Regions from separate parts of the Mus musculus genome. Here all the other regions are linked to region 3. The links are chromatin contacts, found by Hi-C or POLR2A ChIA-PET in ENCODE. All regions are on one chromosome and are shown on one strand. The core of a region is the stretch at or near the end of the contact, and the rest is flanking DNA. Distances in the headings are between cores, read along the strand shown.

Region 1 (4,029 bases), core at 1,083-3,582, 51 kb after region 3:
GCGGCCGGGCTCCAGGCTGACATCAGACGCTGGCCGCCAGGCCACCCTCTGAGTCAACAGTTTCCGAAGCGCAGCTTGCTGCCAGGGGCGGGGGAGAGCACAGCCTCCCGGGGAGGCGCGGTCCTCACCAGTCCGGCTGCGGCGGAGGGCGGAGGTGGGAGGTGGGTGGGGACTAACGGGGCCTTTACCAGAAGTCATGAGGCCGAGGGAGAAGGGAGGGCCAATGTCACCCCGCGGGGTAGCTGGGCGCCTTGGAAGCCCGCTGCCCCGGGCCACAAGCTGCAGCCCGCCCTGGGTGGCGAGGCTAGATCCGCCCCGAGGGCGGGAGGAGAGGAAAGGCGGGTCCTTGCTGGGAAAGGCCCCAGGCCAAGTTTCTAGAAGCAGGAAATGGACTGCCCTGGGAGACCTCTCTCAGCCCTTGGGTGCCAGGGGACCACTAAGGCTGAGACTTGGCCTCCAGCCCTTTGCTGGGGTCAGCTTTGAATAAGGCCTACTGCTGGGGGCCTGGCCTTGCTTGTTTAGGATCATACCAGAAGGGCTGGGGCCTCACTCACCTTACTCTCCGTGGGTTGCAGACCCTGTAGTCAACTGGGGAGGTAGGGAGGCACCCTTCCTCAGCTAAAGGAGATGAATGTACAAAGATAAATCGTTTCCAGGCCCTGGTATTAGCTGGCAGGTGGCTTTCCTGTTAATCGGGGCAGTAATGCTATGATTGAAAGGCACGAAAAAGAAGAGAAGAATTATGGGAATATGTAAAAAAAAAAAAAAAAATCACTGGAGGACTTAATTCTTCATCCCAAAGCAAGTTTCCAAAAGCTGAGGATGTGGCTTGGTGGTAGAGTGTTTGCCTACTGCAGGTCTAGTTCTTAGGAGTGTGTGTGTGTGTGTGTGTGTGTGTGTGTGTGTGTGTGTGTGTGTGGGGAGTGGGGGGATGGATTAAACTTTCCACTGAAGCCCTACATTTGTAGAATAATCTGGCCTTCCAATGGGTAGCAAGGCTAGGCATGTCTGGGTGCTTTGAGCTGCCTCCGCGTCTGCCCAGTAGCCAATCAGAGAGGCGGCTCTGTGTCTGGGAGGCACAAGGAAAGCAAAACATGAGCTCTGGGGACAGAAGATGATGCTTCGTGGTAGAATACTTACCCAGAAGGCACAAGGCCTAACTCTTCTCCAGCCAGAAATGGAACAGTCAAGGAAAAACCATAAGAAACATGCACCTTCTGGAAGCTTCTCTAACTCCAGCAGTTTTCCCTTACCAGGGCAAACAGGAAGGCAGGGTGAGGAGGAGCCAGGACACGGAGGACAGCAAATGTCTACAGGCGCTTGGTTTTCTCCCCTAGACCCGCGCCTCTAAGATCCATCTGGGACCGGGATGAGTAAGACTGTGGGCCCCAGCGGGAGTTCATGCTGAGCCGCTTTCCTGGATTTCACTTGCTGTTTTTCTCAGAGCCACCACTTAATTAATGGTGCCAGTCTGGGGAGGGAGGTGTCTGTGTCTCCCCTTGTAGGCAGGAGCAGGACAACAGCTGGGCTTTCAGAACCAGTCTGGATCTGTCCTGGCAAAACGTCATTGATGTCTTGACAGGGACTGTGTGAGCTTCCCCTTGCCCTGGGAGACTTTCACCTAGACTTCAGGCAGGGTGCACCTACTGCGTTTGGGCAGCCTTTTCCCCAGTGTGCTTTTCAAGGGTGGGCGGCTCATTTCTGACAATCCAATCTAGTTGGAAATAGCATTGAACTAGACTTCTAGGAAGTGTTCCCCCACCCCCCATCCCCTACCCACCCTCCTCATCCTCCTCCTCCTCCTCCTCCTCCTCCTCCTCCTCCTCCTTCTTCTTCTTTTTTCCTGAAGAAGACTTAAGAATGGCAGCTCTTGGGAAACAAAGGTGTCTAATTTGCTGATCTGGGACCAGACGTGACATCAGAGGAAGAAATAGTGTCCAGAGATGGTCTGGAAAGTGGGAGGGGTCAAGGCCCTAGGTCGCCCTTCAGGGAACATCGTGGGCTGGATCACTGAGGGTTCGCTTTGGATCAAGTGTAGGTGTAAGAAAGACTGCACAACTTGTAGCTTCTGCATTATCCAGGCTCAGAGCCCAAGCTCTTTGGAAGCAGCTTCTCCCACTTCTGCCTTGGGCCCAGCCCAGGTGACACTTACCTACTCTGTGTAGAGCTGTTTGCTCCAGTAAGTTTGAATGGCCCTGAGACCTCCACATGACTCCTAACATGCCTGGCTTGCCCTGCTGTGTTTCATGTTCCGAGAAGAAAGAACTTCATCTGTGCAGCTCACTCTTGCCGGGCCTCCTGGAGGAAGTGAGTTAGCTGCCAGCTCTGGCCCCCTCTTGCCTGCAATCTGCCCTTGGAAGCATTCTTTGTTTCTGACAGAGCTTCCTCTTTGCTGTGACTGCTTACAAGACAACCTTATCTGGGCCTTTGAACCCCACCAACTCTTCCTTGTCTGATCAAACAGCCCAGCATTTTCCACTTCACCGTTGACCACAGTGACCAATCAAATCAGAGAGCTAGATGCTTACCTATGTAGTTGGATCCAGGGCAGGGAGCCAGTGCAATGTGGCTGCACCTCACCGATACTCAGCCCTTCAGGAGCATAGTGAGCCTGGCCCGCTGAGCTCACTAGCTGTGGTAAAGGGCCAGTGTAAGTCTACATCTTGAAAATGAAGGGAGGGTGGGGGTGCTACTAAATTTTAATTATAAGATTCCTGGGGCTAGGTTGTAGCTAACTAGGAAATCATGGGTTCAGCATATGCAAGACCCCATCACCCCTATTATTATTATTATTACTATCATTAACAGTATTATTCTATAATACTGTTAATGATAGTAATAATAATGTAAAAGTGCAGTTGCTCGTATGCACAATAAAGGGCTTCTCAAGAACAAGTGTGTTAAGGCTGAGATAAACTATGAGATAACTGGCCAGGCAGTGGTGGTGCACGCCTTTAATCCCAGCACTTGGGAGGCAGAGGCAGGCAAATTTCTGAGTTCGAGGCCAGCCTGGTCTACAAAGTGAGTTCCAGGACAGCCAGGGCTACACAGAGAAACCGTCTCGAAAAAACCAAACAAACAAAAACTATGAGACAACTGAATTTCTGATAGTCACATGGCAAAAGTCTACATCGCCACAGATGTTAGAAGTGATGATTGAGGGGACAGGTCTGCCTCCGAAGGGTTGGGGTCCCTGCTTAGTGTTTGCCACCCCACTAGAATTCTGCTGTCAGACTTGACTATCTAATGAAGTAGACAGGCAGTGTCCCTTCATAAACAAGCGCTGTCACCTTGGGCCATGTGCTTTTTTTTTGAGCCATGGTTTTTGCTTTTCTGTTATTTTTTTTTTATTTATTTACATGGGTGTCTTGCCTGTACTATGTGTAGTACCTTTAAAGGCTAGAAGAGGTGTTGATTCTCAGAACTGGAGTTCCAAACAGTTGTGAGCTACCATGTGGGTGCTGGGAACTGGGTTCACTGGGAGAGCAATGTCCTTGACTGATGGACCAGCTCTACAGCCTGTTTTTGCTTTGTTAACTTGTAAAACAGAGATAATTTGTTTTACGTAAAAGAGAAAAACAATACTCTACTCACAGTCTTTGACCACATGTTGGGATTTTCCACAATAACCAGTTCTCCAGCACCAGCTAGGGCACTGCAGTTAAAATTCTTTTCTGACACTGTCTACCAGGAATGAAGTCAGGTCCTATAAGTTAAAGGCTCAGTATTATAAAATTGTGCCCTCCTTCAGATACCAATAGGAGACTCACTTCCAGAATGTCTACCAGCTGGTCTATAAGCTGACCCCTTCTGAGGCGTGATCACAAACTCAGGCAAGCATCCGCATGTGTCTGTTTAAAGGGATTAAAGGGTGGGGGCAAGGGTTATAAGGGACTCTCAAGACCACACATCAAGAACACAGATGAACTCCGGTGGAAAAGGTGTGTAGAGCTAAGTACAAAGAAAGCGATGGTGAATGTGCATGCCTTTGTTGACTTTAGGCCTGCAGCATCCCCTGGAACTCTCCCG
Region 2 (3,921 bases), core at 1,351-3,850, 44 kb before region 3:
GGTTTGAAAACAGACTTCCACTATACCTCTTACCACATTCTTGGTACTGTAACCCTGGTCGAAGCCCATGGCTGGGGAGGTCAAAGGCTCTTGAGGAACCTACTATTATCGTTTTGCTATGGTTATGTTGTTAAATTGCCTCCTAACTATTTATAGTTAAACCCATAGGTTTGTGCTTCTTTAAGCTGCAGTCAGAGAAGTTTCCTTTTGCAATGGGCAGCAGTTAATGCAGAGACTCAAGCAGTCAACATGCTGAGAAGTGACAGTGTTGCTCATCCCTAAGTAGCAGCCTTCGCAGATGACCCCAGGCTTAGGAGCATCGCAGAAGAGGAGGAGGAAGGATGTACGAGCCGGGAATGAGGCATGCTGGGAATTTCTGCCTTCTGGATATGGCATGGTCATGGCACTCTCAAATTTACAAGCAGCTGTGGTTACCTGCAACAAGAACAGGCTGGTAAACATTCCAAAAGGGACAGGGAGATCCTACCTCTAGTTGAGGTGGTTAATAGCTGATGGAGGAAAGAGGAAGGAGAGCATAAGTCTTGTGTGTGTGGTGGGAGGGAGTGGGGAGGCTGTATCCACTGGTAAGTTGCCCGTTCTTCAGGAAATGGCTCCACGCCTATGTATGTATAGGTAAAACAAGATTGGACTTACTGGGTGAAAGAAAGAAAGGAAGAAAGAAAGAAAGAAAGAAAGAAAGAAAGAAAGAAAGAAAGAAAGGAAGGAAGGAAGGAAGGAAGGAAGGAAGGAAGGAAGGAAGGGTTTGGGGGTGAGGTGGAGGAAAGGAGGATCTCTGTGAATTCAAGGCCAGCTTGGTCTACGGCCATTGGTTCTAGGACAGCCAGGGATACTCAGAGAAACTCTGTCTTGAACCGCTCCCAAAAAGAAAATAATAGGAAGTGCTGTGAAGGTGACTCAGTTGGTAGTGTGCTTGCTGGATAAATGTGAGAGCCTGAGTTCAAACTTCAGCACCCATGTCTGTCTCTTTCTTTCAAGGCAGTGATGTGACACCAGGACCAAAGAATGACTTCTTGCAGCAGAAGACATTTAATTGGGCTTACAGCACCAGAGGGTTAGAGTCTATGATGGCAGTGCAAAGGCAGCTGAGTGCTCACATGGTTGGAAAGGGAAGGGGACAGAAAGAATTACATTGGAAATGGCAGGAGTCTTTTCAACTTCAAAGCCCATGCCCATTGACCTCTTCCTCCAATAAAGCCACACCCCCTAATCCTTCCCAAACAGTTCCACCAACTGGGGACCAAGTACTCAAACATATGAGCCAATGGGGAGGGGTGCATTCTCTTCTTCTTCTTCTTCTTCTTCTTCTTCTTCTTCTTCTTCTTCTTCTTCCTCTTCCTCTTCCTCTTCCTCTTCCTCTTCCTCTTCCTCTTCCTCTTCCTCTTCTTCTTCTTCTTCTTCTTCTTCTTCTTCTTAGATTTGTTTATTTATTTTATGTGAATACACTGTAGCAGTCTTTAGATACACCAGAAGAGAGCATCAGATCCCATCACAGATGGTGTAAGCCACCATGTGCTTGCTGGGAATTGAACTCAGAACCTCTGGAAGAACAGTCAGTGCTTTTAACTGCTGAGCCATCTCTCCAGTCCGGGAGTGGGATGGGGTGGGAGGGTGGAGGGGGGTGGCATTCTCATTCAAACCACCACACAAGTTAAAAGCCAGTGTGGTTGTTCTTGTTTATAATCCCAGCCCCAGAGAGATAAAGACAAGAGTATCCCTGGGGCTCTCTAGTCAGCCAGCCCAAGTGAATGTCTGAACCATAGGTCTCAGTGAGAGACCCTATCTCAGAAAACATACAGCTAGCTCCTGGGAATCAACACCCTATATTAACCTCTTTCCACCCACAGGCACATACATAGTCACATGTGAACATGGACACACACATACACAGAGAGAGAGAGAGAGAGAGAGAGAGAGAGAGAGAGAGAGAGAATATGAAGCCCAATCCAGTAAAGCATTCATGCAATCCCAGCACTTGAGAGGTGAGGATGGGAAGGTTGAGAGTTCAAGATAATTTTTGCAGCAGAGTTTAAGGTCACCATTTTAAAGGACAGTGCGAGGGAGGGAGGTGTCTAAAAGAGCAGTGGGGGAGGGGCTTGTGAGATGACTTAGCAGAATGATGCTTAGCACTTATCCTGGGGTCAATGTCTCGGATTCAGCCGGTAGACACACACACACACACACACACACACACACACACACACACACGAGTGTGCATGTTCTTAAAAAAAAAAAAAAAAAAGTTCCCAAAGCACATAATTAAAAATTGCTGAAAACACAGGAAACAAATCTAAGTACAGAGAAGCCTTTCTCCGTTCTCTTGGCCAGTTCTGTCCTGTTCTGACAGCCCTGTAGCTCCCCTTTTCTCCTAGGAACCTGGAAGGGAAGAGTCCTAAATCATTAACAAATGCTTTCACCCTGTGGGTCTGCTAGCCATGAACCTATTTAACCAGGTCAGGCTCTGGGTCTTTTAAGCTGTCTCCTAGTGCAGCACAGATACCGTTCCTCATATGCCCCAGGTCCAGTGTAACACAATTTCCTAGAGAACCTGGCTGAGCTAGCCGTATGCTCCGTTGCGACTTTGCTGCCAACATGCTTTCCCTCCCACCAGCATTCCTGTGTGTACCAACAATAGCAGCGGCTGTCAGTCTTTGCCAACTTGGATGGTGAAAAATAACTTTGGCTTTGTTTGCTTTTTGCATTTTGAGATGGGGACCACCCTCACATCAGCAGCCCAGGCTGGTCTGGAATTCACTATGTTGCAAGGTTTGTGGATAGCTAAGGATTGAATACAGGACCTCAAGCAAGTGTTCTACCAACTGAACTATATCCCCAGCTCTCTGGATAACTCTAGCTACTAGGAGAGAACAGATGACAGTGTGGTGAGAGAATGAATAAGGGGAGCAGCTGGGGGTTGTTGTAGCGGCTTGCAGAGACCATGCTGACCTGGATCAGAACAATGCTGATCCAACTTTAGTGCAGGCTCAGAATCTTCTGGAGACCCATTCCAGGGTGTTAATTTTCCAACCCCAGATTGGCAAATTTTATTCAGACAAAACTTTGAGTACCTAGCAAGATATCCAGATGCCACCAACTACCAGTCTTACTGCAGAGCTCTGGTGTTGGTCAGAGGTCAGAACCGGGAGACTTCATTGTGGAGACAAAACCAGGTGTAATAGCACACCGTTAGAATCCCAGGACGTGGGAGGCCGAGGCAGTGACTCCCCATTTCAAGCAAGCCTGGGCCACATACAAACATCCTGTCTCTCAGCTCTAACTGGGACATCCATATTCTCCTTTCAAGGCTCAGGGACAACCTAGAGAAGGGGGATTAAAACAAATGAAAGAGCAGAGGAAGGGCCAGGTGGGTGGCACACACATTCAATCCCAGGACCCAGAGACAGGTGGAACTCTGTGAGTTCGAAATCAGCTTGATCTACAGAATGAGTTTCTGGACAGCCAGAGCTACATAGTGAGACTCTGTCTAAGCAGGGCAGGAAGGGGAAGGGAGAGGGAGGAAGGGAGAGCGCTTGGGTCCTACTCTTTCAGAAGGACCAGAGATGAAGTCCTTCTCTGAGAATTTATAGGTAGATAGTATAGGTATTTGTTTGGAGAAAGGATTTTTCTTCCATGGTATAGCTATGGGTAAGTTGCCCACACTTCTGTAAATAGCCCTTCATCTATATTCTATAAATAACCTTGGTAGGCACACTCTTTTATACACTCACACTCATACACACACTCACATACACAACTACTCTTAGACACACGCCTACTTTTACACACACACTCAGACACATACTCACATGCACACATACTCAAATACACACACACACTCTCTCTCTCACGCAGGTGTACACACACACACACACACACACATACACAGACATACGAAAGTAGAAG
Region 3 (3,839 bases), core at 897-3,396:
CTTGTTATCTGTCAACAATTTGGTTATTTTACGAACATTCCATTTCTCCTGCTAGACTGCAAACAAAATGTCAAATGGTGTGTTCATGTGGGCAAGAGCCTCCTTGGGAAGTTGCTGCAGTTTAAATGGATCAGAACTTAACAAAAGTGTTAGAGACTGAGCACAGTGGATCATAACTTCACATCCCAGAACTCTAGAGGTCAAGACTGACATGAATTCAAGGCCAGCACGGGCAATATATTAACTTCCTATCTCAAAAAAGGAAAAGGGGAGGGGAGAGAGGGATGGAGAGGGAGGAGGTAAGAGAAAGCTAAGATATGTCAAGAAAAATAGGGGAAACAAAAACCAGAAACTGAGCTCACAGTTCCCAACTTGTAATACTCTCTACCTCTGAAACATTCTGGCCTTACCAAATCTGCAAGAGCTCTTCCTTTCTTTCTGCCTTGGTGATTTATTAATTACTGTACCGATTACAAGATAAATGGAGTGAAAGAATGTGAAGGAGAGAGGGTTCAGGGTCTTACTTTAAAAGATCTTACGTTGAAGGGGCATCATAAATAGGGTAATACACGACTGTAATCTCAATCCCCTTAAATTGAGGCAGGAGACTTGCTATTTGGAGGTCAGTTTCAGCTACAGAGAAGTGCCCTGTCTGCCTGTCCCTCCCCTTCATTGTGCTGAGTCTGGAGTTGCAAAGATTTAGCAGGCTAGGACTGACTGCTAGTGATAAAATGGCCTTTGGTTTTTCCTTTTTCCAGACAGGGTTTCACTACGTGTAGCTCAAGCTGTCTAGAAACCAGGCTAACTTTGAACTCAAGAGATCCATCAGCTTCTGCCTTCTTATGCTGGGATTAAAGGCATGCACCACCTCATCCAGCTAGAAAAAGGATTTTAAATATAAGGGGAGGGGGGAGGCTACATCCGTCATTTTACTTTAGTAATAAAAGTTTATTAAATAATAGAGAATAGAGAAAAAACGGCCGGGCAGTAGTGGCGCACGCCTTTAATCCCAGCACTTGGGAGGCAGAGGCAGGCAGATTTCTGAGTTCGAGGCCAGTCTGGTCTACAGAGTGAGTTCCAGGACAGCCAGGGCTATACAGAGAAACCCTGTCTCGAAAAACTGAAGAAAAACAAAACAAAACAAACAAGATTAGAGAGAAACCCTGGTGTGGTGGCACGTGCCTTTAGCAGGAGCACCTAGGAGCACCTATATACCAGGCAGAGTTCAAGGCTAGCCTGGTATATAGAGGGAGTTCCAGGACAGCTTGGGTTGCACAGAGAAAGCCTTTCTGGAGAAACAAAACAAAAGAATAAAAAAAAAGAATGACTTCAAACGAGAAATGCAGAGGATTAAAGAGATGTGCCTTTAAGTCATGTAACTTCAGCAACACTGGCCCCGCTTTAATAGGGCTGGGTCTGACTGCATCAACCCTTTTTGAAAATGAAGACAAAGAAAGAAAAGCCACATTTAAAAAAAAAATCTACTGCACCATATTGCAACATGCGAACACGGAGGAACATTCTGGTACGATCAAAGCCTCAGTAACCACACCGGACTGGTTCTTGCTGGCCACGGGGAACTCATTTTCATAACGGAGCTCCGCAACCCATGGAGAGGCGGGAACCTCTCCCTCGGAATACAGTCCCCGGGCATAGTATACAGTTGTTACATAAACTAGTGCACCGAGAAAGCCCCGTGATGGCGCACACCCTCCTCTCCTAAAATACTGGAGTCGGTAAGCCGAGGACCCAGGACGGTCCCGAAGGCTGCCGTCAGCATGGACTAGCTGCCGGCTCACAAAGCGGATCGTTGGCTGCTAGCGTGGCGCGCAGGCGCCGCAAGGGCGAGGGCGCGATCCGCGATCCGCTGGGCCGCGCGCCCTCTGCCCCGCCTACGAAACTAGCAGCCCGCTGGGGAGCGGCTGCAGCGCGAGGGCGGGAAGCGAGCGCCGGGCCAGCACCTGCCAGGCCCGGTGGTCCCGCCCTTCGGCCCCCTAACTGCACAAGGCTGTCCTTCCCCTTCCGCCCCTCCCACATTCCCCGGCGGCACAGGCCCCACCCCCGTCGTGCGGCCGACCGGCCGTCTGTGACGTCAGCAGCCCCCGCCCCCCTGAGTATAAATACTGGCGTCTCTGGCACCGCCTTCCCACACTCTCTGGCTCAACTCTCGCCGCGGTGTTTCCGTTTTTCTCTCTGGTTGTCTCCTGCTCTGCTCTTCTCATCCTTCTCGCTCTGCTGCTCTGCGGAGTGACGAGGCTGAATCCTCTCCCCACCCAGTTCGCGCCTTTCTTCTTTTTCTCGCGCCGCTCCATTTCTCCAGTTCGGCTGCCGCCGCCACTGCTGCTCAGCTGGTGTCGGTGCCGCGCGTTTCCCCCACGTCGTCCCCGCAGCCTATGGCCCAGGCCGCCTTGGGTATTTCTGCTCAAGGTAACCACATCCCTCTTTAAAAATTCCGCCGAAAAAGAGAAGACGCTTTACCCGACTCTTTGGGCCGTTATCTCACGTGAGTACCGGACTTAGGGGCGCGGGAGGGTCCGGCGCCTGGGCTGGGCCACGCCGCCCTCGGTGTCCCCGCAGTGCCCCGCAGCCGGCGGCCTCGAACATGGCGGCCGGCGGCGTGTGTGGCGGCTGCCGGTGGCCCGGGCGGCGGCCGGCGCCTCGCGACCCAGGGCGGCAGCCGACAGCCGCGGTTGAGCGAGGGGGCGTGTGCGCGTGGGGCCGCGCTCGGGGGCAGGCTGGCGGTGGTCGCTGTTCCCTCTCGGCGGCATGCGGCCCCCACCCCACTCCCGTGGTGCATTGCTGTTTCCGGGGAGGGGGTCCGGCGGCAGCCTGGAGGGCTGGGGGTCCCATCGCCCTCTCCCTGTCTCAGTGCCTGCAGGGGGTTGTGGTGCGGAGTGGACGGGCTGCGGCGGCCGGGGCTCCGGGTTATGAATGGAGCGGGGCGGGCCTCGAGCCGGCATCTGGTGACAGCTGGGAGGAGGCTGGATTCTTGCGGGCGGGAGAGGGGGTGCGGAGTGCGCGCTCCCCCTCTGGCGGTGGAAAGTTGACCTCACTCGGGGCCGGCGGCGGGGAAGCCCCGGTGTCAAGTAGCAAGCGAATAGGCCTTTGGCCCTTTCTGGAAACCTCGGCGCTGCTGACCCGCCCCTGCGGCTCTCCTGATTGGGCCAAGTCGCTTTCACTTACCCCAGTCACCTCCTGAAGCCTGGAGATTAGTCACCATGGCTTCGTTTTCTGGTCCTAGCTGTGATCGCGGGGCAGAAAGAGGGCGAAGGGTAGGTTGATGCGGCTTATCAAGGACTCTGTTGGCTGCCAGCGGTTAGTAGTGTTTAAACGTTTTATGGTATTAAGTATCATGAACGTGTGTTACTGGCTGAACGAAGCAAGCAGTTTACACTGTTTACAGCCTCAGGATGTTTGAACAGATTGAACTCAGTTTTGTGGTGGATATCTTAGGTTGTTCTTGTCCTGTGGTGTTTTACCATTAATATATGCACAGCCTGGGTGAGAGCTGATTAACTTCCTCAGGAAAGGACTATGAGAACTAGGCCCGACAGGAAAGCAAGCTTGGTACCAATAAGCCCCGAGGAATTCACAGGTAATAAGTAGGAAAGGGTGTTTACATAAAACTGTAGGTTATAAAGATAAATGAGTAATCAATTTATTTCTCTAATGTTTTAGTATGATTCCCAACAATGAACTCAGAGTGGTACCTTCAATTTAGATTCCGCAGCTAACATTTTACTCTACTTACCTTCCAGCCATCTTACTAATTCTGCATTACGGACATCAAAATGCTTCATAGCTCTAACTTGAGTATTTCCATACATTAAATACAGTCC

Evidence for each region. A loop is a pair of places that touch in the nucleus more often than their neighbours do. ChIA-PET counts read pairs that join two places held with the same protein, here RNA polymerase II (POLR2A).
Region 1: POLR2A ChIA-PET joins it to region 3 with 24 read pairs in embryonic stem cell. The contact joins the enhancer-like site here to the promoter of Azin1 in region 3. POLR2A ChIA-PET finds 5 or more read pairs at or near these places in 3 of 5 experiments (Patski and embryonic stem cell).
Region 2: a loop to region 3 is called in a map of heart, with 4 times the contacts of the local background. The contact joins the enhancer-like site here to the promoter of Azin1 in region 3. A Hi-C loop is called at or near these places in 5 of 37 maps with a recorded cell type or tissue (heart, left cerebral cortex and v-Abl transformed pro-B cells). POLR2A ChIA-PET finds 5 or more read pairs at or near these places in 3 of 5 experiments (Patski and embryonic stem cell).

What each region holds. Positions count from the first base shown.
Region 1 is chr15:38,466,771-38,470,799 of GRCm38, reverse strand. No RefSeq gene overlaps it. Among named protein-coding and RNA genes, the nearest start is that of Gm41308, 4.4 kb to the left of the region's middle. Within about 2 kb of position 2,332, at least 3 of the 3 ENCODE cell types and tissues checked have a DNase peak (open chromatin) inside an H3K27ac peak, as active enhancers do.
Region 2 is chr15:38,561,551-38,565,471 of GRCm38, reverse strand. All of the region lies in intron 2 of 2310043O21Rik (RIKEN cDNA 2310043O21 gene), which reads left to right. Among named protein-coding and RNA genes, the nearest start is that of 2310043O21Rik, 31 kb to the left of the region's middle. Within about 2 kb of position 2,600, at least 2 of the 3 ENCODE cell types and tissues checked have a DNase peak (open chromatin) inside an H3K27ac peak, as active enhancers do; they include heart, where a contact is called at or near this core.
Region 3 is chr15:38,517,573-38,521,411 of GRCm38, reverse strand. It overlaps Azin1 (antizyme inhibitor 1), which reads left to right and starts at 2,146. Exons shown (of 12, transcript NM_018745.5): 1 at 2,146-2,503.